Regions from separate parts of the Homo sapiens genome. Here region 2 is linked to region 1. The links are chromatin loops, found by intact Hi-C in ENCODE. Cell type or tissue: PC-3. All regions are shown on one strand.

The links. A loop is a pair of places that touch in the nucleus more often than their neighbours do. Peaks named below come from ENCODE experiments on the same cell type or tissue, not always from the same donor. Only the 100,000 strongest peaks of a DNase experiment are listed, where the experiment ranks them.
Region 2: a loop joins it to region 1, with 4 times the contacts of the local background. A loop is called at or near these places in 1 of 110 quality-filtered maps.

The regions. Positions count from the first base shown.
Region 1 is chr2:187,359,082-187,361,581 of GRCh38, forward strand. CALCRL (calcitonin receptor like receptor) reads right to left here. Exons shown (of 15, transcript NM_005795.6): 10 at 1,517-1,670; 11 at 131-191; 12 at 1-48. All of the region lies in intron 2 of CALCRL-AS1 (CALCRL and TFPI antisense RNA 1), which reads left to right. Among named protein-coding and RNA genes, the nearest start is that of CALCRL, 88 kb to the right of the region's middle. In PC-3, no CTCF peak of the experiment used is centred here; a DNase peak (open chromatin) is centred at 1,450; H3K27ac peaks cover 391 bases.
Region 2 is chr2:187,423,506-187,426,005 of GRCh38, forward strand. The region is part of intron 1 of CALCRL (calcitonin receptor like receptor); the gene reads right to left. All of the region lies in intron 2 of CALCRL-AS1 (CALCRL and TFPI antisense RNA 1), which reads left to right. Among named protein-coding and RNA genes, the nearest start is that of CALCRL, 23 kb to the right of the region's middle. In PC-3, no CTCF peak of the experiment used is centred here; no DNase peak of the experiment used is centred here; H3K27ac peaks cover 331 bases.

The DNA of each region.
Region 1 (2,500 bases):
GGGCCATGGATAATGTAGAGGAGATGGGTATCAGAACTGATCCAGCAACTAGAGAAAACATAATAACATTATGTTGAAAATTTTTATTTTACATTATTCCAGTAGAAATAATAAAAAGAGATTTTCTTACTTGTCATTGTAATATAAGCTTCTAGCAATGGCATGTATACAAGCAGGAATCAGTGGAAATCCTGTAATAACAAAAAAAAAAGAAAATAAATAGGCATTTTTTCTACAGATGGTATTTCAAAAATATGTAATTAAATACAAAAATTCAAAGATACTCTAGGAGCAAAAAAACTAGCCACTATATATTTGTTGAATAAACATTATTTGTATCATCAACAATACACATTATAAAGTATTAGGTATTTACATTTTTGTGTTTGTGTGTTTATGTGTGTATGTTTTCTTCTACTATAATTCATAAGTCATTTTGAATCAGTGGACTTCAGAGCTTAACTCTTAAGATGTGTTTCCTAAGCCACAAGGATTAGAAGAAATTCAGCATTCGTGTACTTTCTGTGAGATGGAATTGGCCAACATTTGGTACATTATCAGATGTGGAAAAAAGTTGAGAATCACAAGAACTTCCACTATGAGAGAGATTACTACTAGTAAGCCATTATTTGAAGAAGAGAAGAAGAAAAAAAGTGATTAATTTATGTACCAAAAATTTGGCAGCCTTTGAACATTCTAAATCAGCTCTTCCAAATATGTAATTAAGCAATGCTTTATAAAGTTAATCAGAATACACTAAAATTGTGGGTGTGCGTGTGTGTGTATATATACACCTCTGTATATGTATTTCTTTCTAGATATAGATAGTTTAGATAGATGATAGAGATATAGATAGATAGATGATAGGGTAGATAGATGATAATAGATAAGTACAACTTCAGTTTTGTTTCTGGAAACTAGTCCTGTTAAATTCATTTCTGCACTTCATATTTTGTATTATTCTAGTTATTTTTAATATGTCAGAAGTATATCACTGTTTGCTTTGTGAATAATACCACATCAGGATATTGTGTAGAAAAAATAAATCTTTTGCATGCCTTTATTCAATTACTAATCCCTCTACTCTTACCGTAAAATGACAATATTTTAAACAAATATTTTTAGAATGGAACTTCAAAGATGTTTGAACCCAATGCTCTCATTTTACACGTGGCAAAAATGAATATTCAGAATGGTACAAAGACTAAATCTTTAATTTATGATTCTACTTCTATTGTTTTAGTCACTACATATTCAGCCAAGATACCCTATTCATTGGCATATTCAATAGAAAAAAAGACACTATTATATATTGACTTGTGACTACTGAAAACAATGGATGAGTCAGTGATACTTTGCTTAAAATGTTGCAATTTACAAGAATAAGCAAAAGTTAATCACCTGATATTCTTTAAAAATGATTACTCATTGGTATATTCATATTACAAAGGAACCTGGCATCCTCCAAAGGCTTCTTTAATCCACTGAATCAACAAGTATGTATAATAACACTTACCCCAGCCAAGAAAATAATACCACATTAAATGTTGCTTCTCTGCAAACACGGCCACCACAATGAGTGTGTGTAGGTAAATGCCTTCACAGAGCATCCAAAAGTAATTACAGCCCATCAGGTAAAGATGAATGAACTGGGACACTTTGCAACTAACCTGTGAGGAAAAAAAAAACCCCAATATTTACTTGTTTATGAATTCACATGTAAAGCAATACTCTAGTTTAGCTCAGGAAACATGGAACATTCTCCCCTACACACAAAATCCTATACATTAATGATTAGGATTTGTGGAATGCCAGTCTTCGTATTCATGTAATGATGCCTTTAGTTTTTAGCCACAGACTCCAAAGATTGATAATGGTATATCTTCCAGAAAAAAAGTGTAACTTCTAAATCTACTTTATTTAGTGAATGTGTATTTTCTGAATGTGTTTTTGTTGTTATGTAATTATAAGTATAAAAGTGTCACACATAAATAACTTTACACTTATTTATATCATCATGAATCCCTTGACTGTTACATTCTGTTGGAAATAATAGTAATTTTAAAACCAATTCATTAAAAGTGCCCAAATACTTGAAAAGTTTGCATATTACATGCTCCTCATGCAAATGCTTATTAAGAAATAATCTAATACATCCATAGGTTATCCTATCCAAATATGGAGTCTGAGGGCTTTGTGTAAGTAAAAGGAGGACAAAATTATGGTTTCCCTTCCATTTTTCCTGAGGTCTCCATTTTTGCTTCTCTACTTTTAAACAGGCAGGAAGAGAGACATTCAAATTACAGTAAAGAAAACACAAAAGAGTAAGAGTGAGTTTACTCTTAAACAGGAGAATACAATTAAAGCTTTCCCAAAAATACATGACCTGTTACTCCTATTGGCTCCAGTTTCTAGTCTGAAAATCAATAAAAGTTTAGTGGCAATTATCATTATTTTTGAAATAGTTTTTTTAACCAAAAATAAAATTGAAAAGAAAATG
Region 2 (2,500 bases), 64 kb after region 1:
TTATTGAGGAATATTTTAATTATCTGGTTATAAATTCTAAGGTTTCCCAAGATTTAGAAAACTTACTCTTGGATGGCAAAATTTACTCTAAAGTATTTTGCAATTGTGTGTGTGATAGTGTTTGAAGTGACAGGGAAACCTATGTATCCTGGAAACCTATGTGTCAAGGCATTGTTTTCTGGATCATTTATTGGCATATCCAAAGGCTTGGGAAAAAACTTAGGATAAATAGAGAATAATGAACTTTTTCAGAAATAAATAACTAAGATTACTCCATGCAATAGAATCCCAAATGATTTGAAGTTAGACTTTATTATTAGTTATACAGTAAATGTGATAAACAAGTTTACCCTGTGTGATACAAAAAATAAAAAACTGCAGCATGACCATAATTTTTTCTTTATAGATAAGGGGCTCTCATGCTTAAAGTCTGATTAACATAGCCACATCTGATTTCAAAATATAGATATGCCCAATGAGGTAGTTCTTCACAATGGGAATCGCTGGTTAGGTGTTGGTTACCCAATTTCTTTTATTTAAAGTTTAATGGATATTTGATGCCATATAGACAAAACATTTGGAAGGAGTTTCAAATTCCCATCTGGAGATAGGTGTCATATAAAACAGCCTAAAAAAAATAAGAATGGTTTAAAAGGCTTGCTTGAGTTAACTAATGGTTGGCAGGTCCATTTGCCAGGCTTATTGAATCAAGCTTTACCCTCCTTTAAATGAGGGGTCTGTTTTTCCTTGGCAGGAATGTTTTAGATTCAGCATATTAAAAGCTGCAAATATTTGTGTTGGGTTTTCCTTTGTGAGCTATCTACAGCAATGTGAGAGAGCGAGTACATTTAGCCACAGCAGGAACTTCCCATAAAATCACAGTAAATGACTGTGCTTTTCTTATAAGCCACACCCTTCCTAGGCATTTCTCAAATACTTTACATAGAAATGTGTTCACTTTAACAAAAATCAATAAATGCAAATATTATTTCATTTGTTTTCATTAACTAGTAGAAATAGCAGTAATATATTGTTAATTATATTAGCAGGACCCTATAGCTTAATGCAACAAGTCAAAAGGCATCTGGCCATTCCTAAGTATTGTGACTGATGGAGTAATATAGACAAAAAAATTGGATAACCTTGGAAAAGTATGAAGATGTGCAGTTTACAAAGAGCTGGCTGAAAATTAAGGAGAAATGGCAGATTTGAAACCGTGATAGGTATAAATGAATTGTGGTATGGCCTGATTAAAAATTTTACTTCATCATATTCATACTGGAGTCTACATAATTTGGGAAGAAGAAATATTTTGTCAAAACTGATATATCCCATAAAATATAACTAACATACTTTGCAGGGAAGCTTAAGGAAGGCCTGGGAGACAAAATGGACAACAAATGTAACAATAATAATATTTAAGTGCAATAAGGTTTTTTATAATGTCATTTTTTAAAAAATAAAGTTTTTTATAATGTCTACATAAGGGAAATCAACACTGCATTGACTATTAGAATTAGTTTGGGGGTCTAATGGACTATTCCTGAAATTTGGACTGAGGGGTCAGATTATTAATGGTAGACCTGAATTTGTCTCAAAGAACAATGTTTTGGAATCTAATAAAATCTCTTCAGATACTCTCTATTTAACTGATTGCTTGTTTCAAAGGTCAATTCATTTTGGAAAAAGATTATAGATTTTTCTCACATTTTATGACAACATAAATGTTGACAACTTATGTTTTTGTTAATGTATAGTGTTATTCATTATCAAAAACAAAAACAAAAGCAAGCTATTTGCTAATAGTCATGTCACAAATATAATTATTATACATAGAATTATACAGACCCAGTTGCAATGGACCTTTCTTAACTTCCTTATAATTTATTATCCTTTTAAAACACAAGAGAAACCCATTTGGTATCTTCCACCCATAGCTTGAAAGTCTTATATTTATTTGCTTATTAGTAGTACATTTCCATCTGATACATGTAATATTAGGTTGCATTATTCTAGATCCAATTTTTCCTTCTGTAAGTGAAGTTTATGAAATAAGGTTAGTTGTTCTAGTCACAAATGCATTGTACAATGAAAAGCATGGCATTATAACTCACTATATTTTCATGATAAGAAAAAAGTATGCATATTTATTGATAAACGTATTTTAAGTGTATTCCTTATAGTGCGGGAAGTGCAAAGATGAATGAAACACTCTAGTAAAGAGCAGTGTGCTTCAAGTTTTTCTGTTGACACCTTGTGTAAAATAATTTTGAAAGAACTTCAGCCATTTCAACTGACAGATCAGTTGTAAAGCATGTAACTTTTGGCACATTTTAAATGTTGACATTCTAAACTATAACTGTTATATCATTTTTAAAAATTCACAATGAAACATAAATATAAAAGCAATTCAATATCTACCACATTCATTTAAAATAAATGAGTTCTTCACAGCGGTTGGAAATGGTACTTCATTTCTTTCTCTCCTTGAAATCATATC